Linked DNA regions of Homo sapiens: region 1 is linked to region 2. A link is a loop called in an ENCODE intact Hi-C map of the cell type or tissue named here. Cell type or tissue: dorsolateral prefrontal cortex. All regions are shown on one strand. Each heading gives the region's core, and the rest is flanking DNA. Links, peaks and the distances in the headings are about the cores only.

What was found. Hi-C counts contacts between places; a loop is a spot of excess contacts. Peaks named below come from ENCODE experiments on the same cell type or tissue, not always from the same donor. Only the 100,000 strongest peaks of a DNase experiment are listed, where the experiment ranks them.
Region 1: a loop joins it to region 2, with 4 times the contacts of the local background. A loop is called at or near these places in 1 of 110 quality-filtered maps.

Annotation. Positions count from the first base shown.
Region 1 is chr6:16,828,479-16,844,769 of GRCh38, forward strand. No RefSeq gene overlaps it. Among named protein-coding and RNA genes, the nearest start is that of ATXN1, 75 kb to the left of the region's middle. In dorsolateral prefrontal cortex, for the core only: no CTCF peak of the experiment used is centred there; no DNase peak of the experiment used is centred there; H3K4me3 peaks cover 1,018 bases; H3K27ac peaks cover 2,666 bases.
Region 2 is chr6:16,895,698-16,911,988 of GRCh38, forward strand. No RefSeq gene overlaps it. Among named protein-coding and RNA genes, the nearest start is that of ATXN1, 140 kb to the left of the region's middle. In dorsolateral prefrontal cortex, for the core only: no CTCF peak of the experiment used is centred there; a DNase peak (open chromatin) is centred at 6,230; H3K27ac peaks cover 1,504 bases.

The sequences.
Region 1 (16,291 bases), core at 6,293-11,292, 65 kb before region 2:
AATTGTCACACTTTCAGGCTCCCCTTCTAATTTTCCCTTTCTATTTTTACCACATCTGCAGTTCCTTCCTCCATTGACATCTTGAACCTCTCAAAGTCATCCATAAGGGTTGGAATCTACTTCTTCTAAATTCTGGTTAATGTTGATATTTTGACCTCCCATGACTCACAAATATCCTTAATTGCATCTAGAATGGTGAATCCTTTCCAGAAGGTTTTCAATATACTTTGCTCACTGGAAGGCTAGATTTTTGTTTTTTTTTAGATGCCAGTTCTCACTCTATTGCCCAGGCTAGGGTGCAGTGGCATGAGCATAGCTCACTGCAGCCTAGAACTCCTGGGCTCAAGTGATCTTGCCACCGTAGCCTCCCAAGGACCTGGGACTACAGGTGTGCACCATCACACCCAGATAATTATTGTTATTATTATTTGTAGAGACAGGGTCTTGCTGTGTTGCACAGGCTGGTCTTGAACTCCCGGCCTCAAGTGATCCTCCTGCCTTGACCTCCCAAAGAGTTGAGATTACAGGCATGAGCCACGGTGTCTGGCCCTATTTCTCAAATAATAAGACTTGAAAGTTGAAATTACTCTTAAATCCATGGGTTGCAGAATGGATGCCATGTTAGCAGGCATGAAAACAACATGAATCTACTTGTACATCTCCATCAGAGCTCCTGGGTGACCATGTGCACTGTCAATGAGCAGTGATATTTTGAAATAAATCCTTTCTTCTGTATAGTAAGTTTCAACAGTGGGCTTAAAATATTCAGTAAGCCCTGCTGTAAACCGATGTGCTGTCATCCACGCTTTGTTTTTCCAATTACACAGCACAGGCAGAGTAGATTTAGCCTAATTCTTAAAGGCCTCAGGATTTTCAGAATGGTAAATGAACATTGGCTTCAACTTAAAGTCACCAGCTGCATTAACCCCTAACAAGAGAGTCAGCCTGTTCTTTGAAGCTTTGAAGCCAAACTTTGACTTCACTCTAGCTATGCAAATCCTAGATGGCATGTACTTCCAATAGGAGGCTGTTGCATCTCCACTGTTGTTTGGTGTAGCCATCTTTATCAGTGATATTAACTAGATCTTCTGGGTAACTTGGTGCAGCTTCTCTGTCAGCACTTGCTGCTTCACCTTGCACTTTCATGTTATGGAGAGAGCTTCTTTCCTTAAACCTCATGAACCAACCTCTGCTAGCTTCACACTTTTCTTCTGTACCTTCCTCACCTCTCTTAGACTTTAAAGAACTAAGGAAAGTTAGGGCCTAGATCTGGATTAGGCTTTGGCTCAAGAGAATATTGTGGCTGGTTTAATCTTCTATCCAGACCACTCAAACTTTCTCCATATCAGCAATAAGTCTCTTTCTTTCTTATAATTCATGAGTTCACTGGAGTAGCACGCTTAATGTTCTTCAAAAACCTTTCCTTTCCAGTCACACCTTAGCTGTTTGTTGCAAGAGGCCTAGCTTTTGACCTATCTCAGTTTTCAACATACCTTCCTCTCTAAGCTTAATCATTATTAGCTTTTGATTTCAAGTGAGAGACATGTGACTCTTCCTTTCACTTGCACACTTAGAGGCCACTGCAGCATTAACAGTTGGCCTAATCTCAATATTGTTGTGTCTTAGTGAATAGGGAGGTTCAAGGAGAGGGATAGAGATGGGGGAACAGCTGGTAGAGTAGTCAGAACACACACCACATTTATCATTTAAGTTTGCTATCTTCTATGGGCACGGCTGGCGGCACCCCAAAACAACTAAGTCAAAGATCACTGATCACAGATAACCAGATATTATAATAATAATAAAAATGTGTAAAATATTCCAAGAATTTCCAAAATGTGACTCAGAGACATGAAGTGAGCACATGCTGTTGCAAAAATGTCACCAATTGACTTGCTGGACACAGCGTTGCCGCAAACCTTCAATTTGTGAAATACACAATATCCAAAAAGGGCAGTAAGGCAAGTGCAACAACATGAGGTATGCCCACATTTGGTTCTGCTAAAAATATTCCACAGCCACCTTTAGAAGCCACACTTTGTCTTTGGAGCATTGGCTGGCTGCCTCTCTATCATACCAACCTCTCTTGGTGCTTTCTTTTTCTGTCTTCTATTTTCCTTTTTTGTCCTTCCCTTTTTTTTTTTTCCCCCAAGCAATCAAGGGACCATTTTCTCTAGAGCTGAAAGGGACCTCAAGAAATCGTCTAATTCAGCGCTTTGCATTGCAGCAAATAAGATGGTTTAATCCTCATTTTACAGAAGAGGTAACAAGTCCAGGCAGAAAGAAAGAAAGAACAAAGAAACTTGCTTCAAGTCACACAAACTCCTAGAAGTCGTGAGCCAGTGTCCTCAACCTCGGCTGTGAATTAGCATCGCCTGGGGACTACGCTTCCAGAGTAATCGTGTAAGAATCTTAGGATGTTGTTTCTGAGTCTAATACACACCAGAAGCACCTGGAGGGCTCCTCAAGAACAGATGGCTGGGCCTCCCCAGAGTTTCTGATTCAGCAGGCCTGGGTGAGACCAGAGAATCTGCAGGTACAACAAGTTCCAGGCGATGCTGATGCTGATGCTGTGTGTGCAGGCACTGCACTGTGAGACCTACAAGGGTGGGAAACACCTTTATGGAGGGGCAAGTCAGCAAAGGGAGACCCGCTTGGTGGCGAGTTGGTGATTTTCTGGCCCACTTCAAAGTGTTCCGTCCAGTCCCCAGTCAGTGGTCCAGGAACCCTAGCCCATGTGAAGAGCCTCATATTCCGCAACAAGTTTGCAGACAGGAAGTGTGCTGCACTCACAGGGTTCTCTGTCATTTTGAATCTTCCCCAGGCTGTGTGCTGTCCTGCCAAGTTTAGCCGATGCCTGCCTGTCTTCAGGTCCCCATGGCTTGGTGCCCAAGATGCAGAGGGCATGTCAATCTCTCTGCCCTGTCCCTTTGCTCCTTTTTTTTTTTTTTTTTTTTAGACAGAGTCTCGCTCTGTTGCCGAGGCTGGAGTGCAGGGGCACGATCTTGGCTCACTGCAAACTCCGCCTCCCAGGTTCACACCATTCTCCTGCCTCAGCCTCCCAAGTAGCTGGGACTACAGGCACCCGCCACCATGCCCGGCTAATTTTTTGTATATTTAGTAGAGAAGGGGTTTCACTATGTTAGCCAGGATGGTCTCAATCTCCTGACCTTGTGATCCGCCAGCCTCAGCCTCTCAAAGTGCTGGGATTACAAACTTGAGCCACCACGCCTGGCCTCTTTGCTCCTTCTTGCCCTGTACTGTTTGTTGAAAATGCTCACTTGCCAGGCTGCTAGGCCTTTTTGCCTCCTGTCTACTTCCCTATAAGGACCAGCCTTAGAAACTGATCATTTCTGCTTCAAATATCCACATTTCTCATGGCTCACTAACTAGATTTCTCATGTTGCTCTGAGAGAGATCTCTTTTTCCAATCTATTTGCTGAGCAGAGCTGATTAACTTACTTCATTAATTCGTCAAACATTTATTGAGTACCCAATATGTAACTAGCACTATCGTAGGTTTAAAGGTAAGGAGAAAAACAAAAGTTATTCCCTTCCCACAAGGAGTAGCAGGGGAGACAGGCTTTAATACAAATCCCAGTTCAGTGTGACAGATGCAAAAATAGAATCGCGTGCCAGGTATGGTGATATGTATCAAGGCAGGAGAGTGTGATTAAATTCTGAGCCCCAGGCTGAGCTTGTCCAGCCCTCCATTTAACTGGAACTTGGGCTTGCAGATTTCCTAATCATTACTGTTTGGCAATACAACATTGATTTATATACACTGGGTTGTTAACCAACACAAGAGGGCAGAGAATTACTCTTTCACAGCAGCATGCTGTTCAGGGCAGTAGGAAGTTTGCACATTGGAAGGGGTTTCACATGGGATATACGATGCTGAGTAAGAACGGGGATTTCAGAGGCGGAGTGTGAAATGAGTGAGGGGTTAAGTGACACACTCAAGGAGCAGGGTTGGAAGTGGGAGAGCAGAGAGCCAACAGGAGAGGAAGTGCTCACTGCTGAAAGGGAAGAGCTTAGAAGTGGTGAGCTGGAACCACCCTAACTGCTGAGGTCCTGTCCCCACCATGGGGCTTCCTCCTAGGCACTGCTTGGCTGTTGCCCATTTTCCGAGGTCACTTGGATTGAGAAAATAGAGGGAGTAGCTAAGAACCCTGAGGTTGGTCCCAACCTGGGAAGATGACCTGCAGGGTGGGTGACCACCAGCAACTCCGCAGAGGACATCAGCATTTCAAGGTGCTTCGGTCAGTTGAACAAAGATGCCAGAAACAAACAAAACCCAGCTCTTGAAGGATCACCCTGGGAGGAAATGCCAAGTGCCCAGGACCAAGAGAAGAACTGGCCACTCAAACACTCTGGAGAGGTGGTGTCCAGACCACAGAGCGTACGTGTAGTTGAAAGATTAAGCGAAATCCTGAGATGCATGCAGACGAATGCAGGGGGTTGAAAATGACTCACAAAGCAATCCTCTCATTACTTCCAATGATTGACTGACCCTTTCTGGGATATAGGTGCTTCATTCTATGCCGTGGGTGTGATTAAGTAGGATTTTTGTAAACAGAATTCTTTTTAAAATATGCCTAGACAAGTTACTGGTTAAAGAAAGGCAAAAGATAGCTAATCTTTATTTACAAGGATTGAATTTTTTTCATGAGTTTTTTTATTATTAAGAAGTGGGATCAATCCTTCAGCAAAATTGTTCAGGGGACAAGATCTTTTTTGAATATGTTCAGCTTTCTATAGCTTGCTGAGAAACCTCTAGCTTCTGATGAGCTGCCTGGTTGCCCAGAGCACCTATTGGTGGGTTCTTTAACCAGTTTTATCCCTCCCCTCCAACCTCTCCTCACCCCAGAGAGGCCTTTCCTGATCTATGTAAGTCTTATAAAAAAAAAAAAAAAGTAAGTTACCTGTTCTATATCCCATTCTCTAAGCATGCTACTCTTTGCAAACGTGGTAAGAGTATTAATGGATTAAGCATTTATGGGAACATTTGGTAAAGGCTTTTGAACTAGTGCCTTAATCCAAAGGAATATTTATAATGGTCTTGTGGAAGATAGTTAGAGGAGGTATTTTTGGCTTAGGAGGTTTTCTAATACTCCCAAACACTCCAGCCAGTAGCTCCTACTGGGAGCTGGACATGAGTTGAAAAATTCCAAATCCAAATGAATTATATCTACTCAAAGCTCCATCATGAAAGAGGCTCAGAGGAGAGCAACAATAGCCCTTAGTACTGGAAAATAATTTCGAGAAAAATTAAAAGAAATGAGACTCTCCAGAGTGGAGAAGAGAATGCTAGAGAAGAAAAATTAATAATACCTTAAAGTTATGTCTAGCACAATGGGGGTCTAATAAAAATAGAACGTAAGACCGGGCACAGTGGCTCTCACCTGTAATCCCAGCACTTTGGGAGGCCGAGGCAGGTGGATCACCTGAGGTCAGGAGTTGAAGACCAGCCTGGCCAACATGGTGAAACCCTGTCTCTACTAAAAATACAAAAATTAGCTGGGCGTGGTAGTGCGCACCTGTAATCCCAGCTACGCAGGAGGCTGAGCCAGGAGAATTGCTTGAACCTGGGAGGCAGAGGTTGCAGTGAGCTGAGATTGCACTATTGCACTCCAGCCTGGGTGACAAGAGCAAAACTCCATCTCAAAAAAAAAAAAAAGAATGGGAACTGCATGTGTAAGGTTAAATTCTCTACGGGGCACCTTAAACAAAATAAAAAGAAACCATTAAAATTAGTTTTAATAATATATTTTCTTTAACCCAACGTCTTGGAAAATTATTATTTCAATCAATATGTAATCAATTAAAATGATTTAAATGAGATATTTTACATTCTTTTGTTTCATGCTAAATCTTGGAAACTGAGTGTGTATTTCCTACTTGATTTGCATTTCCATCTGGACAAGCCCATGTTCGAGGCTCAGTATCACATGGGCCTGGTGGCTATGGTGATGGGCAGTACAGATCCAGCCCTGGAATGAGCCTCCTGCTTAGCTGTCCTAAGTGGCTGTTCTGAGTGTTCATGAGGTGGAAACGAGAAGGAATTTCAGTTAGGCTGGTGAAGGTGGTTAGGAAAAATATGGAGGCCTTAAGAGAGTCTGATTTAAACAGTCTGACCTTGGGCCTGGACCTGAGTATTTCTTAAAAGGTCCCCAGGTGATTCTAAGGTACAGCCAGGGCTGAGAGCCACTGGGCTAGAGGAAGAATTTCCACAAAGTGAGAGCGTTTACACACTGAAGTGAACGCTTTAGGATGGTTTCCTCATCTCTTGTGTCGAAGTTTCAGAACTGAGAGGAGACTGAAATATCATGGAGTCCAAGCCTCATTTTGCAGATGATGGAAGGTCAGCATTGGGTTTTAGTGTTTGGGGCTTATTGATGCTTTTGTTTGCTTGTCTGTTTACTTCCTCAATTCCTCCTCCCCCCTCCTTTTATTTATTTATGTATTTATTTATTTAGACGGAGTTTTGCTCTTGTTGCCCAGGCTGGAGTGCAATGGCGCCATCTCGGCTCACCGCAACCTCTGCCTCCTGGGTTCAACCGACTCTCCTGCCTCAGCCTCCTGAGTAGCTGGGATTATAGGCGTCTGCCACCACGCCCAGCTAATTTTTTAAAAATATTTTTAGTAGAAACGGGGTTTCACCGTGTTGGCCAGGCTGGTTTTGAACTCCTGACCTCAAGTGATCCACTCGCCTTGGCCTCCCAAAGTGCTAGGATTACAGGAGTTAGCCACCGCATCCAGCCTCCTTTTCTTTTTTTTTAACCTGGAAGAGGTTTTCAAACTCTTTTTCAGTCTAGGGTGAATTTAGAGGGATGTGCCATTGTTTCCCAACACCCCAGCCAGGTACCTTTAAATTGTGAGGTGCCACTGGGTGCACAGGCTGAGGGTGAGGTTTCGGGGAGGTTCTCTGTTGATTCTTCCTCTCCAGAGAAGGGCTCAGTCCTGAGGCTATGATTCACGCCCCACATTTGCAGGGCTATTGCGCCTTCACGAGTTCTTGCTAACATAATGGGCAATTTCTGCCAGAAAGTTAAATATTTAAAAATCAGAAAACATGCCTTACTGCCAGGTCAGAGCAATTGTTTTGTTTGTTTGTTTGTTTGTTTGTTTTGAGGCAGAGTCTCGCTCTGTCGCCCAGGCTGGAGTGCAGTGGCGCGATCTCAGCTCACTGCAGGCTCCGCCTCCCGGATTCACGCCATTCTCCTGCCTCAGCCTCCCGAGTAGCTGGGACTACAGGGGCCCGCCACCACGTGCGGCTAATTTTTTTTTGTATTTTTAGTAGAGACGGGGTTTCGCCGTGTTAGCCAGGATGGTCTCTATCTCCTGACCTCGGGATCCACCCTCCTCGGCCTCCCAAAGTGCTGGGATTACAGGTGTGAGCCACCGCGCCCGGCCCAGAGCTGTTTTAATAAAGGTCATAGTTGGGGTTCGCTGTGTTTGACAAGATTCCGTGTACAGTTGACACATAAACGTCACCATATTGTGAGATCTGAGTACAGCATCCACAGAATGTTGCACCCCCATGGAGGGTGACAGGACCTATGCTGAAACCCGACTTGTCAGGAGCTGGGATAGCAACTTTCTCCCTTACTGTACCTATCCTTCAGTGCCTCTTTTATAAGACAATAAATCCCTCTCTTTTGCTCACTCTTGTTTCTAAAAGTGGGTCACTCTCCAGCGCTTGCCTTTCAGTTTCCGGGGAATGTCTACTGTCTTCTATGTTCTTGCTTAGCAGTTCAAGTCAAAGAGAATAAAAGAGAGAGAGAGACTAGCCACTTAGGTCATAGAAAGAGTAAGCTGGAATTTTGTCCTTTGCTCTTTAAGGCTTTGAAACTGATTTGTATGGGATCAGGTTTGTACCAGAAAGGCTAGGGACAGCTTATTATTTAGCTTATTCTTCCCTGGTTCTAATAGGTCTATTAACCAAGATTCTTAAGAACCTTCTCCTAAACCTCTTTAGAAAAACAACACAAAAAAGCCAAACCCACAGTAATTGCTGTCTGGGGCCTCTTTCTGAGGATCCCAGAGGAGGTTTACTGGTGATGAATACTGGAACCCCGGAAAAGAACAAATTGGTCTCACAAGCAGCGAGTGACAGCCTTTCTGAATACAGCTGCTTTCTTCATTAGAAAACTAAAAATAGCCCTGATCATTGCAGGCTGGTTTCACTTTAAGCCTTCTGCCACATCCATTTGTCTGTTTCATTGAGGGTTTCTGCATGTCTGTGACACCGTGATACTATTTCAGACTGAAAGTGCGTTGAAGAAATGTTTCCTTTCCCTCCTCCATGTTCAGTCCAGTGTCTGCAACTGTCCGACACTGTCTCATATGAGGGGACATCACGGGAATCTTCCGGCATCCTTGCCATCCCCATCTGCTTCACTCATTTTTGGAAAAATAAACACCATCCACACTGCTAGCAAGAATCTACAATTATTTTGGTTTTGGTTTTTTTTTTTCCCCAAGGAAATGTTCATTGCCCGTGAGGTTTTCTATGGGTAGCTCATGAAATATGTTGCAGTGACTACACTTTCCAACTGATGTAGGGTTTTACTAGGTTCTCTACTCAGGCTTAGCTTGAGGAGACACTTTCTTTTTTCCTGTAGCCGGCTGTGTTTGTGGCCACTAGTAAAGCCAGTTTCCTTTCCAGCTCCAAAAGGGATAGGGAAACCCATTGGAGGGTAGCCTCTGTGAGTCCATCCATCTGATCTGGGAGAACGTTTGCTGAGACCTTTCCCTCCCTAATGAAATTGGTTTTGAGTTATACTTGGAGGTGGCACCATGACTATAGCAAGGTGGGTTCCTTGTGTGGTTTAGAGCAGTCTGACATCCTTATCCTTCACCCTTTCAGCATCCAGGGTATTGAGGAAATGGAACATAAAAGAGGCAAAAATTGGGGGAAGAACGAAATAAATCAACCTACTGCTTAATACTATTCATTTACAAAAGGTGTACTCACAAAACACGCATACGAACTCATAACAGGAATCATTTACAATTAAAATGTGGAAAATAAGCCTCAATCTTAAATTCGATTCACATTGTGTATACATTTGTATATACAAAAGTATGATTTTAATGGCTTTAATAGAACTGAAAATCCTAAAGATGAGAGCTAATGTTGCTATGGAAACTTTGCATGTCTTGACTGCAGAACTCTTAGTTTAAATTTGCAAACTTAGTATCACATTAGCTTTGTTCACATTAGATTTCTGGTTGGTCTTTTAAAAAGATAAAAGGAGAAAAATGACTTATCATCTTAGTGCTTCCTGTTATACTCATAGCCAAAGGAGAGGGTGGTTTGTGATCATTTGACACTTTTTTTTTTTTTGGCTGAACAAGGAAACCTCCACAAAGGCGCTTACATAAGGGCTATGCAGGGTGAAGATTTTGTAGCCAAGCATGATTTATTCAGTTTGAAAATTTTCAAAATTTGAATGGCTTATTTTTCTCATAGAATTTAGATGTGTAAGCATGATTCGACAGCCAGGTGGTTCATGGATTTAAAACTAAATTTTACAGAGCTCGAAGCCCTTTAAAGAGTGGAAAAGCGACGGAGCACAGCACTCAGAGGCACGGAGATGCCTGCAGCCCTGTGCTCATTTGCTGCCACCACGCACTCTACTGTACTATGGAATTGGGCCCTACGTAGCAGCAATGTGAAAAGAATGCCATTTGGAAAACTGCTGCAGTCATAATTTGAGAGGCTGAGTCTCCCTGTCCCCACCCTTTCTCCATTATCTCCTGCCTGCTCTCAGCCTGGCCTCAGCCGTGGGGCTCATGGCAGAAGCTTTGGCAGCCTGGAAGCTTCGTGGGCTTTGGAGTCAGGTAGGCCTGGGTGTATGTAAAGGGAGCTCCACCATGAGGCACATTATTTAACCTCTTTGCGCTTTATTGTCCTCACCACACAGGGATAATCGTGCTCATGCCACACGGATGTTGTAAGAATTTAATAACATATGCAAAATACTGAGTTCTTTACTCAAAACACAGCAGGCTTTCAGTCAATCATCTTTCCCTCCAGTTGAAAAATGTGCATCATCAGAGCCTTTGGGGACATGAAGGGGGCAAACTGGATTTGGGCTGTATCTGCTGAGTTGTTGTGAAGTGAATGTAAACTCCTCTTTCTCTCCCACCTCCACTATTACGCATTTGGATGGTTTCTGCCTAAATTATACAGATCATCTATTTATTCTGATACTCATTTACTTGTACTGTGATGGCCTTATCTTGTTCCCTACTATATTTTTAGTGTCTGGCATAAGGCCTGGCATAATACATACGTGTCGAATGCAGGGCAAAATGTGGGAGTATCAGGCACATATATTGGTGCAGGGGGGCCTCTACCTTTAAAATCTTTAAAAAATTGAAAACAAAATTAAGTACTGGGCTTAGGAAGGGGCCCATGCAAGTGTGGTACCCTGACGCTACAGCTCTGTGAGCTTCAGAGGAAACCTACCTCTCTCTGAAGAAGTGAATGTGGTCCTGAGTAGTCAGCTGATGAATGAGGATATGCCTTTTCTGTGATCTTGTACTGTGCTGTCACCCAGTTTGGTCCTATGATGATTGACTTTAGATCGGCTACTTGAGATGTAGGCTAATGATGAGAAACCATTATACAAGGTATGTCCTGAGGTATGAAACGAACAGCCATGAGACTTTAGAGTGTCATCGGAAAAATTCAGACTCTGGCTTTTATCAATGACAATTAACTTAATTAACAATTAAAAACTAACATGTAGGCCGGGATCGGTGGCTCACGCCTGTAATCCCAGCACTTTGGGAGGCCGAGGTGGGCATATCATGAGGTCAGATGATCGAGGCCAACAACGTGAAACCCTGTCTCTACTAAAAATACAAAAATTAGCTGGGTGTGGTGGCACATGCCTGTAATCCCAGTTACTCAGGAGGCTGAGGCAGGAGAATGGCTTGAACCCGGGAGGCAAAGATTGCAGTGAGCCGAGATCGCGCCACTGCACTCCAGCCTGGCAACAGACAGAGTGAGACTCCATCTCAAAAAAAAAAAAAACAAAAAAAAAAACTAACATGTATTACTCTGCTAGGGGGCTGCCATAACAAAAAACCACAGACTGAGTGGCTTAAAGAACAGATATTTATTTCTCATAGTTCTTGAGTCTGGAAAGTCCAAGATCAAAAGACCCATTCAGTATCTGGTGAAGGCTCTCTTCCTGACTTGAAGATGGCACCCTTCTCACTGTGTTCTCACATGGCCTTTCTTCTGTGTGTGCAGAGAGAGATCACTCTTTCTTCCTCTTTTTATAAGACCACCAGTCCTATTGGATTAGGACCCCATCCTTATGACCTCATTTAACATTAATTTCCTCCTTTAGCAAGAACTATTTTCAAACAGTCATATTGGGAGTTAAAATTTCAACATATGCAGCTGGGGGAGACACAATTTAGTCCATAGAACCTGTAAGGCCTACTTCTGCTTTGCCTCTGGCTCTCATTTGAGGACTCACTTGCCCCCTTGGGCATCGATCTAAGATATGGGGAGAGTATTAGAACAGGTGGGGTAGAAAAATGACCCCCAGGAGGTAGAACCAAAATGGTGCCATGCAATAGATCAGCTTATCCAACCGGATGTTGAGTTGCTGCATTATGTTGAAAGGAGGTAGCAGGCATTTCCTTGGTCTCTGATAAACATTTGCTTTCTTCCCTCCCCCCTTTTATGTTATGTTTACTCCTCTGTTTTCTTCTTTCCTTCTTGTTTTCCTTTTCCTCCTTTCTTCCTTCATTTCCAAAAGTACAGTCAGACACGGTGATTATTCTTGGTCCTTTTAATGATGGTTATCTGCTATTGATTCTCCCAAAATGAAAGGGCTGACTTTGGGGAAAGGAGCAGGAGAGCAGAGGGGTAGAATAGATGTGGGGGTGGGGAGGGAAAGTGGTGATAGGGTAGGGGTGGTGGCAGTGCAGGACAAGAGAATGACTGTGTTGTATCACGGCAGGGAGGCATGTGCTGACACAGAGCAGGAAATACCCCCACTCGATGACTCTGGGTCTCAATTTTCTCATCAGTTAAAAAATATGCCAGAGTAGAAAATCCCCAAGGTGCCTTCCATCTTTAATGTTCATTACCCTCGGTAGCTCCTTCTACCTTACCTTATGGGGAAATGGCATTGATAAATAAGGCTTTTTGTGTGCCTTGTAAGAAAATCATCATGTGAATTCAAAGTATTGCTCAAATTAATTCTAATGAGGTTCAGGGGGAAAAACAAGTAACAACCAAAACTCTTTAATAAAGTGTTCTAAAAAGAAAAAAAGAATTATCGCCCACTTCTGCACTTCCTGCTTTTGGCAGGGACTAGAAGTGGAAATCTGAAAACACTGTGAGACAGTCTGTTCTCATGGTATTTCTAGCTGAGAACAGGAAGGAGGGGAGATCTCATATGAGTGAGAGAGCCTGTTTTTCAGTGATTAGCAGGCCAAAGAAGCTTCACTGGGCAATCAAGCTTGACAGCACCTCCAAAAGTTTTACCTTTATTTGGTCAGCATGGCAGATTTTGCCGGCAGCATCATCACAATCACCAAGGAGGCAGCTATCTCCCATCATTAGTACTGAGGGGCTACCTCTCTGAGGCTGGGTGTTGGGTGCTGGAGACCCAGACGTAAGCAATGTGGCCCCTACCCTTCTGGAGTGTATAACAAAGCTGGAAGGATAAGGTATCTATAAATGAAAAATAATTACAATTCGAAGTAGCATACGCCAAGTGCTGAATTTGCCATGCAGACAATGCTAGGAAGGCGCCGTCCGCACATTTCTGGAAATTCCTGATGAATTTGCATTTGCTCTCCACCCCACCATGGTGCTCTCATCACTTATCACAGAAATATTTTGCACCTTTAGGCAAAACACGTCTCTTCATTCCTTTAACTCTTTTGCCCATCTCCAGTCACAACAGACTTCCCTGTGTGTAATGCAGATGAATCATTGAGGCTGAATCATGTTAACAATAAGCGTTCAATGATTAATGCATATTGATTGGTTGGGCATGCAGGAACCAACCAGAAAAATCCCAAAGTCTAGACTAGATTGCCTCGTCCCTAATTACCTGCCAGAGAGTTACGTGTACTGGCATCTAAAGCTGCAGCAGATATTCTAGGGAATGCCCTTGCTCGCTGACTCCATTAGACGTCATAAATATCCTAAGGTGAGCGTCCATGACATCTTTACATCTAGGGCCAATCAAGGGCTCAGGTACAAGGGTGAGCATTCCCTCTCACCCTTTCACTCCAGCCTCCAGGTGCAGAATACAGGAATCGCCCTTGTGAGAGCAATTCTCTCACCTACTAAGTGGAAAACTTTCCTGGAAAAAGATAAAAAAAAAGATTTGATTTTCCCCTAGAGATAATGTAGTCATAAGGATTATGTTCTGAACAAGGAATTGAAATTCAGTGCTTTATTGAAATGACCACCATTATCATGTTTAATCAACTATTTAATTAAATCTGGGTGATAGTCCTATACGGTGAATAGTAAAATGCTTACTAAAGGGCATGCAAATTCGACAGATACAGTTGGAGCCCATCACGTTGAATTGACTACAAGGTTTTAACCTGGGTGGCTACTTTGTGCCATGAACCAGTTGGGAGGCTGGAGGAATGCATTCAGTTATGGCATGGAATTCAGAAGTATTTCTTTGGATTAATTTTTCCTGGATCTTTGAGAAAACCTAGGATTGCTTCATGACTTTTATTTCATGTTGGGGATACAAAAATGAAGAAGACACAGGCCCAGCCATCGAAGGAGCATACAAGCCAGCTACCCAAATACATACAGATACCCAAACACAGGGGTTAAGAGGACTTTGGGTGTGGGGCTCTGCAGACTGGGAGTTGAGCATAAAATGTGACAATCATCAATGTTACAAACCAGAATGCTGATATCAGGTAGTCATGTTTAAGAATTACATACTCCCAAATTTTTTATTACATATTAATTGTAGGAAATTTATAAAATAAAGGCACAAAAATGAAAGTAAAATCACTCCTACTGTCACCCAACGAGAATCACTGTTAAAATGCTGCTCTATAGCATTCTAGTCATTTTTCTTTGCATTCTTAGGTGGAATTCTTAGTAGAATCACATTGTCTGTTATTTTACAAACTGTTCTTTTCATTTAACAATATGCTGTGAGATATACCATGATTATTTTCCCACACAATTTGCTGTCCTGCTACACCATGATGGTTTTTAATGGTTTTATAATGTTATGTCCTTTGGCTACACCGCGCTTTATTTATCCAGTCTCCTAGAGTAGGACATTAAGACAGTTTTCAGTGCTTCACTAATATAAACAACGCTGTGATGAGAATCTTTGTATATAAATATTTGTGCATCTCGCTGATTATTTCCTTAGGATAAATTTCTAGAAATGAAATTGCTATATTATAGGCATGGAAATCCAAGCCTGGCAGCATGGCTAATATTGAGATTGCAAAACAGGCATGATGAGAAACTGACCCATATATTTCAGCAATGCTTGTGTTTTTGTTTTATGGTTCCTTTATATTGTGTAAACAATATAGTGTGATCTTAGACATAAAAATGTTGGTCATCCTGGGTCTGGCAGCAGAGTCTACCTACTGTTGGCTGCCATTTTGTCAACACTGGCACTTGTACTCTAAATGTGGCCAACACAACTAGATTTATCTGCCACTAAAATGCACAAACAGAGCCTTACTTACCCAGAATGTTCTGTCTTTTGAGTCCTTGTTGCATTTTTACTTCACAGGGTCAGAATTACAATTCTGGGCTGATACATGATTAAACTCAAGAGCAAACAATGAGTTTGATAATACATCCACAATGTAGGGAAAAAATGTTTATCTCCGCTACATGCAAGGTGTATTACTTTTAAAAAGTAGGTCACAACTTCAGCTAGAGCATTCCATGTTAGCAGTCATATTTAGGGTGAAAATGTCATTTGACTATCAGCTAAGGGCACTGCTATTTTCATAAATATACTGAGAGGTACGTATTTAAAAGGAAGTGGCCAAAGGCACCTTACTCAGTGTTTTAATGTTCTGCTTTCAGAATTGTTAGTGCATGAGATCCATAAGTTAGTGTATGAGATCCGTAAGTAATTATATGTTTCCATATATATGGAAATATATAAGTGATGGGACTCTCTTTTTTCCTCATTTGTTTGTTCATTCAATCATTCAGTCCTTTCTTTCTCTCTCTCTGTCTCATTTTTTTTGAGACAGAGTTTTGCTTTTTGTTGCCCAGGCTGGAGTGCAATGGCGTGATCTTGGCTCACCGCAACCTCCACCTCCCGGGTTCAAGTGATTCTCCTGCCTCAGCCTTCCGAGTAGCTGGGATTACAGGCATGCGCCACCACGCCTGGCTAATTTTGTATTTTTAATGGAGACGGGGTTTCTCCATGTTGGTCAGGCTGGTCTCGAACTCCTGACCTCAGGTGATCCGCCTGCCTCAGCCTCCCAAAGTGCTAGGATTACAGGCATGAGCCACCGTGCCCGGCCTCATTCAGTCCTTTCTACAGCTATGTATTGAAAGCCAGTTCTGTGCCTGAAACATGATTCAGCCAATGCCCTCCAAAGCTTATAGTCTAGTGCAGGAACAGAAAGTTAAAAAGCCTTTAGAGTACAGTGTCATGTAGTACTGGATCTCTGTTCCTCTTCTTCCTTTGAGTCTGCTACACCCTGTCCTTTCCCATCCCCTACATCCATATTTCCAGAAAGAGCCTGGGGGCTAGGGCCAAGATGACTCAGGGGTTCTGTGGGGCCCAACAGAGGCTGGGACCCAGGGAGCACCCGCTGGAGCAGGCTCACTGCTGCGGCTCTGCCTGGAACATTTGTGGAGCCTGGGGCCAGAGTACAAATTGAGGCCACTTACCATCTGTCGAAATATATAAAAATTGTAAATCAAGTTAATAAGCTGTGAACTGAAATATAGCTTCAGATGGACAAAATTGAAAAAACGTGTAAAGCTATGGTTTTTATATGATGGAAAGTTGGAAGACTATCAAGCAGTGGGATTTAATTATTGTCATATATGGGTGTTCTGTTGATGGCAGGTTTGCGTAAGTGAAAAAGGATACGTACTCTCCTGGGAAAAACAGTGATTGTCTCTGGGGATTGGGACCGATGCATGAAGAGGGGTCTTTTACTTCTTGATTTAGGTAACTTCTAAAAAACAATGAGATTATGGAAATTTTTTTTCCTCTGTTTTCTCTGTTTTTCAAATTTTCTAAAATAATCATGAATTGCTTAGGTATTTTGA
Region 2 (16,291 bases), core at 3,749-8,748:
CAGATCTCAATCTATGGTACATATTAAACAATTCAACTTTCAATAAATGTTACATGTAATATTTTTGATGTGTGGGGTGTTGGTGCCCCAAACCTGCATTGTTCAAGGGTCAACTGTATGGTACTTGTCAACTCCATGATTTACATTTTATTTGTAATTCCAATCTCTTTATTAATATTGTATATTTTATATGGCATTATCATTATGCCTTCCATTACTTCTTTAATTATGGTTCCCTTTTGTTGTTTGACAAATTTGTAATGGCTACTTTGAAGTCATTGATATACCAATATTTTGTTGTTTTTATAGGCAGTTTATGTTACCTGCTTATTTTTCCAGTGCATGGTTCATACTTTCTCTTTGTATGTTTCATAATTTTTTGTTGGAAACTGGGCATTTTAGATAATACATTATAGCAGCTCTGAATACAGTCCTTCCACCGCCCAGGCTTTTTATTGCTTATTTGTTTGGTTGCCACTGCATAATTTTAGTGAATTCTGTTCTCCTCACTCCTCTGTGTTAAGTCTCTGATGTTCTTCAGAGGGTACAGCATTGGGTAGGCTTGCAGTCACTCTGGGATGACAGTGGTTTTGGCAGAGTGGCACAGCTCTCTTTAGCTATCTCTTTCACTGACTGCACCCAGATGTTGAGCTCCATGAATGCCCAGCAGATTTCTAGGGCTCCTGCTGGTTATCTCTTTCCCTGGGTGTTTTCTCCAGCAAAATAGCTGACCTACAGTTTAGCATATATCTCCAATGAACCTGTCAATGTCTTCTCAGCTGTTTGGTTTTTTTTTTTTTTTTAATTTTTTTTTTGTTGTTTTTTAACCACAAGTCCATTGTTTTCGAGAGTGCACTTAGGTTTGAACTTCTGCACACTTTCTTGTGAATGAAGTAAGTTCTTTTAGGAAGAGACTTGGGGCTCTCTGCTTTATAGTCTGCCTCTCTACTTGGGCAAAATTTCTGGACTGTAGATCTGGGGCTGGAAGTGGGGACAATGGTGTGTTTCTCTCTGAGTGACACCTCACTTTTGGAACTGAATGTTTGATGGAAAGGAGAGGGGCTAGTAGCCTCAGGTCTTTTCAGCTTACTTCCCCTGGCATAGACCCATCACCTTGAGAGATGATACAACAGCAATCAGGGCCTTTGTATAATCAGCAGCACTGCACCCAATACAAAACCATCCCACAAGCGCAGGCTGAATGGAGGAAGGGATCCTCTATCTCTTGGCTACACTCACCCAGATTTTAGCCTCAGCAACAGGTAGCTGAGGACAAGATGAGAAGTGCTGACATCCTCTGACTGGGAGCTGTCTGGAGAAGGAGCCGTGTGCTCTTAGCTGTCTGGAGTGTAGTTTCCATTTCACTAAGCTTGGAGAGGAGAAGGAGGGAGTGATATTGGTTCAAATACCACAGATTCTCACTGTTCTTACTCAGTTTTAGTAGGTTCTCCTAAATGCTTCTTTATTTGCTGTATTCCCTTAGAACAGTTTCTAGAGACTTTAAATGGTTATTTTTGTTTTGTTTTTAAAAATAATTTTGCTGGTCATGGTGGCTCACGCCTATAATCCCAACAATTTGAGAGGCCACGGAGGGAGGATTGTTTGAGGCCAGAGTTCAAGATTACCTTGGGAAACATAGCACGACACCATCTCTACAAAAAAATAAAAAATAAAAAATTAGCCAGGTGTGCTGGTGCATGCCATATTCTTGGGGCTGAGGCAGAAGGATCACTTGAGCCCAGGAGTTTGAGGCTACAGTGAGCTATGATTGTGCCACCGAACTCTAGCTTGGGTGATCCCATCTCTAAAAGAAAAAAATATATATTTTTAAACCAGTTTCACTGGCTAGCAGGTTTGTGAAGCTCCTCATGCCATCCTGCTAGAAGTCAAATCCACCTTATTTGTTTCGGTGTTCCCAGCTCCTAGCCCCAAAATTTGGCACACAGTTGGTGCTCATAATGTAGATCAAGCAAATGAATAAGTGACCGGATGGATGGGTAGATGAGTGATGGTTATCAGGGATGGTTGATTTTATGTATCAACTAGTCTGTGCCACGGGGTTCTCAGACCTTTGGTCAAACATTCTGGGTGTGTCTGTGAGGGTGTTCCTGGATGAGATTAAAATTTGAATCAGTCGACAGAGTACAGCAAATCACCCTCCTTAATGTGGGTGGGCCTCATCCAATCAGTTGAAGACCTGAATAGAACAAAAAGGCTGACCCTTCTGAGAGTAAGAGGGAGCTCTTCCTGTCCAACTACCTTGAAATCAGGACATCATTTTTTTTTCCATGTTTGGACTTGAGCTGAAACATTGGGTTTTCCTAGGTGTTAAGCCCGCCAGCCTTCAGACTAAAACCGCACCATTGCCTCTCCTTGGTCTCCAGCTGTCTGACTGCTGATCTTGGGATTTATTAGCCTCCATAATTGCATAAGCCAATTCCCTATAATGCATTTCTTCATAGATAGATAGATAGATATGTGTGTATGTACGTATGTATATGTATATATAATTTCTTTTTATATATATGTATATATCTATCCTATTGTTTCTGTTTCTCTGGACAACCCTGATTAATACAAGAAGGAACATATCAAGAATTGACAAATGGAATTTCATGACATGGTCCTATTTGGTAATCATAGTACTAAAAGTAGTGTCCTTATCATATGCATTGTATCCTGTGCATCAGACATTTCTCCTTTGGATCCTTAAGTTGAGGTATGTAAACATTTTCTATTTCCTTTTTTAAAAGTACCCCCTTTCAAAACAAGTATTCCTTGATTATCCAAATGAAATCAATGATAATCAGATCCACTATTCTTTAAGTATTACCTTCAAATTGTGTGCAATTTTAAAAATACAAATAGCATAGATGAAACACATATTAAGTTTCCAGAACTGACTTCTTGAGAGTTAAAGCATTTGTTTTAAAAATAATCGTCCCAAAATCTTTGGAGAAATCACAAGAAAATGGCAGTTGAGATAGTGGCATTTTTATATTATGCGCCTCAGTAAATGAAAGTCTCAGCTGAATAATCTCTAATCTGCATTAGCATGCTTGCCCCCCCACCCACCTCTCTCTCTCTATTTTGTATTACATTCACACAGACCCTATTATCTGATCCTACAGAGATCTTGTTTAGAGTACACAAAACTTCCCCGGAGGGTTTTCCATTTAAAGCAAAAAAGCGGATCAACAGTACTCTGGTGCAATGCTCTAGAAAGATATAAGCCTACAATTGATTTTCATTGTGGGAGATATATAGCATTCATCTGCTCACCAGCTTCAGTTCAAACTCGGCAGCAAGGCTAAGCCAAGGACTGGGAGCTGGCTTCTGAGAACATCAGGGAAACAACAGCCTTTGCTCGACCATCTATTTTTTGCCCAGTTTTAACACTGAAGGGCTTAGGAAGAGAAATGACAACATTTTCAACATGAAGCTTATTCAATGTTTCTGTGTTGCTACAATTAAGCATTTCAGAAGCATATGTGCTGCCTTTCAGTTCAAACCCAGTCGTCCGCTCTGACAGGTCACAGACAAAAACCAGGATAATGACATTCTATCTTGATCGCAGGATCCAGACAGACCAGTCTGCTGTGGATCAAAAAAGAAAACAACAACCCAAGTGCTGATTTAATTTCCTTCTCCTCAAATATTGAGTTCATATTGAAATTGAGCATACCAAGTGTGAATCTTGCTAAGAATAGCACCTCTTAGTGGTGTATGAAATCTGCAAGAGTTTCTCCAGGTAATTGCAAAGTCCTAATATAGTATGACCTATGTTCATTATTTTTTCAACAAGTTCAGATCCTACCTAGGACATTATCCTATCCATCTAGACAAAATGAAAAGGACAATTGAGGAGATTATCTATATAATTGATATGGTTTGGCTCTGTGTCCCCACCCAAATCTCACCTTGAATTGTAATAATTCCCACATGGCAAGGGCAGGACCAGGTGGAGGTAATTAGATCATGGGGGTGGCTTCCCCCATGCTGTTATTGTGTTAATGAGTGAGTCTCACGAGATCCGATGCCTTTATAAGCATCTGGCATTTTCCCTGCTTGCACTCATTCTCTCTCCTGCCACCCTATGAAGAGGTGCCTTCTGCCATGAGGCCTCCCCAGCCATGCGGAACTGTGAGTCAATTAAACCTCTTTTCTTTATAAATTACCCAGTCTTGGGTATTTCTTAATATCAGCATGTGAACAGACTAATACAATAATTTAGAAATTTTAGAAAAAAGTGGCTTTCAAGTATCAGGAAAATTGAGAGGAGAATGATACAAATCATTTTGACTAGCACACATGCTCAACTTATTTGAGCGTATTCTTCATTCTTCTTTGTCTTTCAGAGCTGTTACCATTTGAGGTTCTCAATGAGCCAGTTTGCAGAGTTCCATTCAAGATACTCAAGATATAGTGAGTCAGGCAACTTTCCCCTGGAGTCATGGGTTCAAAAAGTATTAGGCTTTTCTCAAGCATGGAGGTCTAATTCCTTCCCATTGCTTAGATTTGGCCCCATTCGGTAACTTTCCTGAAGATATAGAAGCTTGGATGTCAATCAAATACGCACCTTCAATTTCTGGCTAACTCTTCTAGCGTGAATGCCAATCTGTTCTCTCAAACAGTGCTGTGCAAAGTGAAAACCTTGAAGCAACCTGTGGTAGGCTGAATCATGGCCCCAAAGATGTCCACATCCTAAATCCCAGAAACTGTGAATATGTTAACTTACATGGGAAAAGAAACTCTGCATAGGTGATTCAGTTAAGAATCTTGAGATGAGGTGATTATTTTGCATAATCCAGGTGGGTCCAATGCAATCCCAGAGGTCCTTATAAAAGGCAGGTGAGAGTCAGAGTCAGAGAACAAGATATAATAATGAAAGCAGAGGTTGGAGTGATGTGGGGCTGTGAATCAAGAAATCAGCTGCTGGGATAGGTAGGGAAACAGATTCTCCCCTAGAGCCTCCAGAAGGAACGCAGCTCTACTGAACCATTTTTAGGCCTCTGACCTCCACAACTGTAAGAAGATTAATTTGTGTTGTTTTAAGGCACTGAATGGGGGTGATTTATTACGACAGCAATAGGAAACTAATATACTCTACTCCATTTTAGCCCTACAGTTTCTATACAAGCCTAATAAGTAGTCCTCCCTTGCTGTCTTTCCCTTAATTCTTCAGAGCAGAGTTCTTAAACAGGGTTTGGGTGGCAATCAACCTTCTAAAATTATATTTACAATTTTGTGTCACATGCATTTTTCTGGAAAGGAGTCCATAGATTTCATCAGACTGGCAAAGTGATCTGTGATCTTAAAATCGAAAATGTTAGTCTTGATTGGACATTCCTAACTTCACATCTTTGTCCCCAGCAGACTGTGAGTGGCATAAAAGTGTGAGAAAGTGAATGTTTCAAATATTTTTATTCCTTCATTACTGGTCCTTCCTTCACTCCTAAAAATGAGGCTGCACAGGGCTTAGCTCTAACCTGGTGTTCCCGCATGTCCTTGAGGTACTGCTCTTAATTTTTATACATGCAAAAATCTATTCCTCATGTGGAGTCGTAGTTACCAGTGACTTCACTGAGCATGAGGCCGGGTAACTCCGCTGCAGCCATCACTGCTGTGCTAGGCATGGTGGCATTGGTGATGGTGGTGGAGTGGACAGGGGTGTCAGCATGAACCTAGCATCCCTCTATCATTGCACATGAGTCTGGGTTTATGTCCTGGCCATTATATGGAGTCTAAGGGCATCTCTGTGATGTGTAGACTTTTTCCACACTTATAAGGATGTGGGCAGAAGAAAGCAGAAGAAAGACTTCTCTTCTCCAGTCCTCAAATGATGCATAACTAGCATCCTCTCATAGTTTCAAGGAGGAGAAAAAAGGCAGACTGAAATAGAGACAAGGTATCATTTGAAATCGATTCTATTCGCTGTCAGTGTAAAGCAAAGCAGAGATTAAGCATCTACTCTTCATTGTGTAACAGTTATGACTTTGGCTATGATAAGTGCAACTCTATTTTAGTACGTTTCTTTGGTGCCTACATATACAATAAAGGCTCTACTCCACAGCTGCTACACCTTTAAATGGGTGACATGTGAAAAAATTGCTGTCTTGTTTGTGTCAGACAGCCATTTCCCTCTAAAATACTTCTTGTTATTCCATATTTAATAAGTGCCCACTGAGTGCTGGGCAGTGTCCAAGACACAGCCACAGTCCCCGCCCACACACATGCATGTGCCAAAGCAATTTGGCAATCGGTGCTGTGATGTGCTTCTCTGACCATCGTGGATGGCTTTCTTCTGATACAAAGAGTGTCAACAGCAACCCAGCTGTAGATTTCTTCCAAGAAAGCTATAAAAGAAATTGAATGCATTTTGTTTGCTTAGTGAATTATAAAAGAAACCATAACAATGACTTGATAGTACATATAAAGACATTACAATTGCCAAGTACTTTCACAGCAGCTCTGTGTCATTGACTCTTACATTTTTTTTTTTGAGTTATTCAAGGCAGATATTACTATCTCCCTTATCCTCTGAGAGGTGAAGGGACTTTTCCAAGAATAAGAAGTAAATGGCAGAGCCAGGAGGAGATTCCCACTATTCTGATATTTCCTCCCAACCCCCAACCCTCAAGATATCACAAAGTCTCTCATTAGCTAAGAAGTTTCCAAGTATAAATTGTGAAATCTTGTATTTTAATCTTACTTTCTTTCATATGGGTAACAGATCCTAGGGAATAGTCCTTTAAATTGTCTTTTCCATCTGTAAAAAGTTTACTCTACAAAATCTTTATGTATAGATCAGTCACTATTTACCAAAGTTTTGGAATACATAAACCAACTAGGAAAAGCTTAGTTAAATATAATTAAAATTCTTTTGGGCTGTGATTATCTGAAAAATGGCACCATTTTCTAAAAATAGTGTTTTGCCTTTAGGCATTAATTTGATTTAAACATTTAGAATCACCTTTAATTATACACACACACATACAGAGAGAGAGAGAGGGAGAGAGAGAGAGAGAGAGAGTGTGTGTGTGTGTGTGTGTGTGTGTGTAATCACCAAGTTCCCTAGAGTTCCACAGAACATGAATAAACATATGGACTGTTCTCTTACACCTACTCCACAAGTCTGAGTATTGAGGATTTATATAGTTAGAGACTATGTGGTGTAAATATGTATAAATTTATATTGTGTTAATTTATGGCATGCGGTACAGAAGGCTGTTTGCAAGTTGCAGTGTACTTCTTCCCACGTTTATGCTGAAATATCATTTCTGGGTTCCTTCCCCATGTTTTCCTTTGTCTCCCCACAGATGTTTGGGCAGCTTGTTTTCAGGGGAGTGAATACATCTTGGAAGTATGCTTGCGGAATGCAATTCAGGTGAAGAATGCACTATCTCTATTGGGATTTGGCTGAAGGATATTCCCCCTTCGCCTTATGTCCTGCCCGCTTCTGTTATGAAGACAATTGCTCCAGGGTAGCCACACTCTTGGGGGCTGCCATTTCCTGGCCTGGGTGTCCTCAAGGTCCATAGAGCGGTTCTAAGTAGGTGAGTGGCATTTCATTATTTGTAAAAGGAAAAAGAAAAAAACAAAACCCTACACATCAAAATTCCTTTATGGCTGTTTGCCAAAGAAGCTGAGTTTTTACTAGAGGGGCTCCGAGAGAGTCCACCTCTAGTTATCTGTGGTTCTGTTGAAGGGGAAAGAGCGGTCATAGATGAATGAAGTTCACAGAGTGCTTACAAACCACAGCTTATTTAACCTGCTCTTTCACCGGTGTAAATTGTTAAAAAGTACTCATATCGACTTATTTGACTTAATCAATCTTCTTTCCTGGTCCTCCCATGGGGAGGTGTGCTAATGGGTAACGGAGATTGAGAAGGAGGCAGTGGGCAGGAAGAGGAAGGAAAACAGAGCCCCAAACTGAGTCGACAGCCCCTGAATGAATAAAAATCTGGCAGCGGATGGAGAGGGGTTTGACTCATCCATGAATGCTCTAGCACGAGGCTACTGCTTTCACAGACACTGTCTGTTTCTCCAAATTTAGGGGAAATTAGTGAGGAAACTATTTTTAGACTGTTTACTTCTCCTCTGCCCTTACAATGGCGCTGCTTATGAAATTTGAGGACAGACCTATTGAGAGACTAATGGAGTCATCTGCCATAGAGATTAGACAAGGATTTATGGATCAAAAGAATTGCTCTGCAGGTTTCTTTTAAGCACTATGAATTCACCAGCCCTTGCAATGACCCAACAATGGCAAACTAACATTTGTGCAGTCCTTTAATATTTTAACACTTAAAAAATATGTACATGTATATATATATATATATGTATGTGTATGTGTATATATATACATACTTTGCCACATCAACTCTTTGCAACTGTCTGGTAAGGTTCAAACTTTTCAGCAGAGAAAGAAAGGAAATTATAAGTGAGTGTCCTAAGGTCACATACTTGGAAAATGTCATTGGTGTAATTCAAACCCTAATCATCTTTCCAACATAAAGGTGCTGAGTGGTTGCACTTGAGCATTGTGAGTTGGGTGAAAAACCAAGTCTAAAATATTTACTGAAATCTAAGTTTTGCCAGCTTATCTGGTACTCTTGCCTTTTTCTCCATTGTCTTGCACTTCTCTGGACTTTATTATTCAACTTTGGCCACACCCAGTGAAAATGCAGGTATACACGTTCAGTTGGGAAAGAATTTTCACACCAGGGAGTCATACAAAAATGACAAAAACGTGTTTGGGTGGATTTTGGTCCAAGAGTTGTTTAAATGCCGGAGTAGAGTTTGAAATTTCAGTAGTGAGAAGCCATAGAAAGATTATAGAAATAATGAACACCTTCTAAGAATTTATAATTTACAAAACTCTTCGCCTACAATTTTTCGGTGAGTTCTCCTAACCATCCTTTAAGGAAGAAGTAGTATTTTGATCCCAATGTTACTTTTCAGGAAGTTGCGGCTTGGAGAAGGTGTGATTTTACTAGATTGGGTAGCCAGTCAATGATAAAACTCAATCTGTAAGCCAAGTAGTAAGTAGTGCTTTCAAAGCTTTGATCAGGGAATGGCTTACAGAATGTAGAATGTATTCAAAGGAGGGGAAACATTTAGAAGCTATTGCAGAAACCCATGGTGTGGAATTTTTTAAGTTAGAAATCTGAATGCAAACATCAGCTCTCAGGGCCATGATGCGGATTGTTGTTATTCTCAGTGTGATGGAAGCAAAGCGATGGTCTCTGGATCTAAAAACAGGTTAAACGCAGGCATGTGTCTTTCTCTTCATCTGACAGATAGATGAGTAATTGATTTCATTTACCAAACAGGCTGAGCACAACGTAAAATCATGCTACTCATCTAAACTGAAAAAATTCTCTATTTTCCAGAATAGTCTCAGAGCACCATGTGTGAGAGAACACGACAGAATAGAAACTGATTATGCAAAATGTGCGAGAGAGAACTGCAGCTCTTGGTGACATGTGGCAGCCTCATTGGGAAGGGAGTGCTGTGTAACTCTGGGTGCTGTCTCTGATGGCCACGTGTCACAAGCTGAATGGCAAAAGGGGGGTTAAAAACTGAGTTTGTGAATTGTTGCATGTAGTCCTCTGAGACATTCACGTGCCATGCACACATGCAAGGAGGTATCCTGAGAGGCCACTCTCAGCAGCAACACTCACCCACACAGAGGTAAGAGAGGGGAATGCCAGGATTTTTGTCTGTGTTTTTTTTTTTTTTTTTTTTTTTTTTTTGGTATTTTGTCCCAGAGTCCTTACTCTGGGCTGTGTAGACCCCTCTAAAGATATGACTACTCTATGAGAACCCCTCCCACCCAATGCGAAGATTGCAAAAGCTCTTAGGAGGATGGAAATGGTTACATGGTTGGATAGAGGGGCAGCAGGAACATGAGAGGCATAGAAGATTTTTTTTTCTTTTTTTTTCTTTTGAGACAGAGAATTCCAGACACAGCAGAGAATCAAAATGGTGTTTGGAAGATTACAAGCCTAGCAAACCTTTTGTGCTCAGGAGCTATCCAGAGTACTAGGCTGCCTCTACCTCCGGTTCACCTGAGCTGAGGCCAGAGTCTTCTGCTCGGTATCTGACATCAAGTCTCTGCCTTGGGCTTGGCTTCAGCTCTAATTCATACCAGCTTCCTTCCCTCTTCTGTGTTCTACTGGACTCCACTATTCTCAGAACCAACCATTTGCAAGCCGTGGGAAAGCCTGGTTTTGATAACCAGCTGCACCCAATGCCACCTTCACTGTGGTTTTAATAAGAGATAGCTTGTTTCCCTGGATGTTTCCCAGCCATAGTGGACACACACACACACACACACACACACACACACACACAGACGCGTGTGCGCGCATGCACACACACACATCATTAGATTTTGCAGACATGAGGTTTATATTTTTAGATAGATTTTTGCATAAGCACATTTGAATTTATGTACAATATGTCAGACCTTGCTTTACAGTGACCTGATTTAAAAAAGTTTTTTTCTACAGATTTCTCTGTATGTGCATATATACAGAAGCTTGTAGCAATCAGTATACAAAATAATGTCATCAGGGAGGGGTTGAGCAATGTAGAAAGAACTGAGTGCATTGATGTCTAATGCCTATTCTGGCTATGGGCAAATGTACAATGAGAAAATGATGTCAGTTCTAGAACAGGCTGGTGACTTGAGCATAAGCATCTGATTCCCTGCATCTTAATCTTGATGTAAATGAGCAATTAAATGTCTAAAGAGAGTGTCTCAGATTGGAGAGACTCCCACTGGCCAGATCTGGGAAATTCTGAACTAAAATAATTAAGTACAGTAATGACTTTTAAACCATTGGAAAAAAAAAAAGTAGGAAATCATGCATCCATGCTGATAACAAATAGATAAATAAATAATTCAGGGAGAAGAGAGGGCTCTTGTTTACAGTTGAGTGCTAGAGACCAACTGGTAAAAACTGTAAAATCATCATCTTGCAAGCATCATGGTAAAGACTGAAATAGGCGAGAAATGTGGTTAAATGCTAAATCACATAGGAGATTTAGAAGAGCAGGATATTTACACATATTAAAGTGTGTATGTGTGTGAGAGAGAGAGACACAGAGAGAGAGATGGAGAGAGAGGAAAAGAAAAAGAAGGAAGGAAAGAAAGAGAAAGAAAGAAAGAATAAAGAAAGAAAGAAAAGGAGGAGGAGAGGAAGGAAGGAAGGAAAGAAGGGGAAGGTTTTTGAAATGCAGATATTTTTCCCTGAAATGTTGGTTGGCAGTGATGGAAACTAAGATGGACGTAATGAGCCTCAAAGAAAAATTGAGTTGGCCCCACACAATTTCTCGATAATCTTCAAATACAGTAGATAATGGAAACAACGTCTAAAAAGTTTTGAGAGGATGTCGATTCATGAATTTCACAACAAGCCCAGTGATTGTTCTGAGAAAGACAAAGAAAAATATTGTAAACTAAGCAATGACTGTGAAAATGTAAAATTTATGTATTCTTTTTGACAACTATTCTAGCTAACCAAGTGATTAACCAAAGTAACGTTCAAGAACACAGAAACTCTGGTACAAAAGTACTAAAAGTGAGTCTTAAAACTATTTAAACCAGTTATTCTAAATAATATTTATTGTATGATTGAAGAGATAGAATGCAAAATATCATTTATTTTAACATTTCCTAATAGACAAAATGTTCAACATAAAATGATGATCATATTAATAATAATTTAAACTATGAAATTACATATAAAATTCCATATTAACGGCCGAGTGCAGTGGCTCATGCCTGCAATCCCAGCACTTTGGGAGGCCGAAGCAGGCGTATCATCTGAGATCAGGAGTTCAAGATGGGCCTGACCAACATGGTGAAACCCCATCTCTACTAAAAATACAAAATCAGCCAGGTGTGGTGCCACATGCCTGTAATCTCAGCTACTCAGGAGGCTGAGGCAGGAGAATCAGTTGAACCCAGGGGGCGGAGGTTGCAGTGAGCTGAGATCGTGCCACTACACTCCAGCCTGAGCGACAGAACAAAACTCTTGTCTCAAAAAAAAAAAAAAATTCCATATTAACTAACAAAAATTGGGGTTGCAGGGGAAAAGGGATGAGAAAGCATAAGTGTGTTAATTTTGATATTTTACACAGTGGGCACTATGTGAATCAGAAAACTGACATGAAACTGATCATTCATGCCCAAGGTATAACTGAGGAGAGTTAAATGAAGGTTTATCATAACCCTTGTAGGAGGTTATGCGGGACCAGCAAGAGATGGCGAAACACTTGGGGATAGTATGAGCAGGTAGCTGTTACCAACTCCTAGGTCTGCAGAGGTAAGGAAAAGAAAAATAGATAATTATAGAAGCGCTTCCTGCCAGGAGCTGCAGCCTTCAAGAGAAGCACACAGCTGTGCCAATCCATGGCCCTACAGGAAGGGCACCAGGGAAGTAGATAGAGTGGGCTCTTTCCTCCCACACTTCCATCTCCTGCCAGAGCCTCATGGGCTGAACCCAACTGAGACCCAGAGGAAGAGGAAACCCAGCTGAAGCCCATAGAAGAAAGTCTCTGAGCCATCAAGCAGAGTGGAGAAAGCTGGAAAATAAACCTCAGGAGGAACCAGAGAATATTTAGGGCAGATGACAGTAGTACTTTTATTTACTAATATTTACATAAAAGGTGCAAAAATGTAAATATCAGCACCACATTTTTCCAATAGTTTTCTATAAGACAATTGTTTCACTAAAGGTTTGTTGGGAAAGGGATTCTGTGTTCAAATAAATTTGGCCTGTTGTGTATTTTCTGCTGTTGTAGCCTAAAATTCATTAACATATTAAAAATTATAAGAACTACAGTGAGAAGGCTGTTTAATTCATCCTGAATTTCCCAAACATATTTAATGGCACAATTTCTTTGCTGTGAGTAACAGCTCTTAATACCCCCATGAAACTTTGGGAAATAACATATGAACAGATTTGAGACTATGATACATACTTTACAAATCACAACTGATGAAAAATTTATAATAAAAAGATTTTAAGGTAGTAATAGCAAGGAGCCCTACAGGAACAGAAAGCTTAATATTAGTAACAGATGTAAGGTGAGGATATCAATTTTGCCAATATATAAAGGACAAAACTCCCTCACAGAAATACAAAGATTCTAAAAATAAAAAAAAGAAAATCCAGAAGAATTATTGTCTTCTATAAGTACATTTAAAACTAAAGAAGGTTAAAAGTAAAAGTTTGGAAATCACATGTAAGGAAGTCTTACTTTGAAATATACAAATGTACTTTTCCTTTGAATTTGCCTCCTGGCTGGGCATAGAGAGGGCAAGGGGAGGATGAAAATATTATGACTGAAATGCAAGAAGAAAGAGTTGGCTGGGCACAGTGGCTCATGCCTGTAATCCCAGCACTTTGGGAGGCCAAGGTGGGTGGATTGCTTGAGCTTAGGTGTTCAAGACCAGCCTGGACAACATAGTGAAACCCTGTCTCTACCAAAAATACAAAAAATTAGCAGGGCATGATGGCGTACACCTGTGGCCCCAGCTATTTGGGAGGCAGAGGTGGGAGGATGGCTTGATCCCGGAGGTGGAGGCTGCAGTGAGCAAGATCATGCCACTGTACTCCAGCCTGGATGACAGAGGGGGACTCCCATCTTTAAAAAAAAAAAAAAAGAGTTAATATTCAATTTCTGAGATGTGAATCTAGAAAGCCAGGCTATAGAGGAAAAATGATTACAATTTTTTTAAAATCCCTCTTCTACATAATAAGAGGTGGACCTGGTGGATCAGTTTTCTTTATGCTTTGGGCCTATAGAAGAAGCACATGACAAAGAAGAGGTGAAAAACCCAAATCCCGTCTCTTTCAGCTCCCCCAGAATAGTGAGAAAATAAGGGAGCCAGAGTAGGAGAAATGGGCAGTCAGATATATTTCCTGATCCCCAGGCTCAGCTTTCAGTTTGAGAAGGGATGTTAGGCAGGTTAAGGAAAATGCTGATTGCAGATCACCTTGACCCACTTCCCTTTCACGATGGCAAAAGGTGACCATTCACTGTTCCCACAAGCTGAAGGTGACACATGAAACTAAATTCAGTGACGTCATATGGTTAGGCAGATAAAGGATCTTGGTTTAGTCCCACAGGGTTGCTCAAGTTGTGGACAGAATAAAGAATTTCTAGTGTGCCTTGCAGAGAGATGTCAAAGGTAGCTAAGAGTGTTGTCTGAAGAGCTTGCCTGTATGGGTTTTTGTGCAGTGGCCCTATACGTGAAGGTTGTGGGGAAGATGGGTCAATCTGGAGGAAGAATGAGTGAGTCTTAGCCAGAACACAGGGTTTCCCTGGGCCAATGACCACTGAGATAAAGCCTGGTCATCAAGAAGAGATAGCCATTGCTCCATAGACCACATTGCTTCAGCTCTAGGAAAATAGCCAGGAATGGGACTATTGAGTCTCTGTTCACTAGTTCTGGCTGGTGGCCAGTAAGAATACATAGGTCACTTGGTTCATACTTAATCATTCCTCTGCAACCACAGGGATGAGGAAGACACACACACCATTGCCCCCCAAATCAGATATCATCTTGGAGACAAGTTGGAGGAACTTAGTGACTAACTGTCCAAGTTTGTCTGGGACTTAGTGGTTTTCCGGTGTGCAGGACTTGTAATGTGAAAACTGGAAAACTTTTAGGAAAACCAGTATAAATTGGTCACCCTAGGAGGATGGCAGAACTTTGAAATACTTGATGTTATTTTCTCATCTAAGCAGAAATTGTGCTACTTACAGAGACAATTTAAACTGATGCATTGGAATGATTCATCCAAATTGGGATAAAATTTATTCCCTGATCCTCCCTCTCTTCCACAGCTCTTCAGCACTGTGAGATCAGAGCAATTACAGACCAATTTTATTACACATCTGAATGTAATGAGATATATCATGCAAAAGAAAAACCATCACCACAATAAAAAAACTAAATAAACAGCACAACACAAAATATAGTAGAACTTCTGCTTCTGCTTATGAAGGAATAACTGCTCTAGAATTAAGCAACTGTTTTCAGACATTAGACAACAGAGGGTGCAGGACTGTGATCTCTAGAGCAGAAAAATAAATGAGCATGTCCTATGATTCCTGCAGTTTCTCACCTGGAGGCAGTTTCCTGGCCATAGCACAGGGAGGGGAAACCCAAACATAAGCCAGCAGTCGTGTTGAGTTAAGAAAGACAGAGACTGACATTCAGGAAGCATAAGGCAGCCAAAATAAATGGTACAAATACTGATGGAGAAGGAGAGAGAGAAAGAGAAAGAGAGGAGAGAAAGAGAGATAGGTGTGCAGAAAGATACCCTTGATTTTTTGGCAGAAAAAAAATTTTGGAAAAGAACTTCCAGAATGGAGGCTGAAAAAATTCCCAAGCTCACGTGAGACTGGAAATAGATCACATCGCCACCAGTCAAAGAGGAGAGAGTTTGTAATAAATGGGTATTGGGTATAAAATTCAGAAAGGGCTCTCCCTAGTAGTGGGGCTAAATTAGTCATAGACAAACTGTTTTTCTGGCCTTGTCCTAGCAAAGGTTAAAAGCAAAGCTTTGATAGGATCAAACTGATTTGAAGTTACATAACTGCATTCCAGAACAAAGTCCCATGCTAAATGAATACAGTATAATCCAGCATCCGATAATGTGAAGTTCACAATGTCTAGTATTCAATAAAAATATTAACAGGTATGAAAAGTGGCAGGAAAATATAGAACTTGTAACAAAAGAAACAATCAATAGAAAGAAAACATTTCAGAAATAACAGAGATGCTGAAACTAGCAGACAAAGACCTTAAAGCAGCTATTATAAATATGGTCAATGGTAGCCAGGCGCAGTGGCTCATGCCTGTAATCTCAGCACTTTGGGAGGCCGAGGTGGGTGGATCGCTTGAGCCAAGGAGTTCAAGACCAGCCTGAGCAATGTGACAAAACCCTGTCTCTACAAAAAATACAACAATTAGCTGGGCGTGGTGGCATGTGCCTGTAGTCCCGGCTACTCAGGAAGCTGAGGTGAGAGGACTGCTTGAGCCCAGGAAGTTGAGGCTACAGTGAGCCATGATTGTGCCACTACAATCCAGCCTGGGTGACAAAGTGAGACTCTGTCTCAAAGAGAAAACCCCAAAACAAACAACAACAACAACAACAACAACAAACTATGGTCAAGGATATCAACATAATGAGAAAAGAAATGAAAGATTTAAAAAATAAAAAACTAAATTGAACCTCTAAACATGGAAAACACTATACCTGAA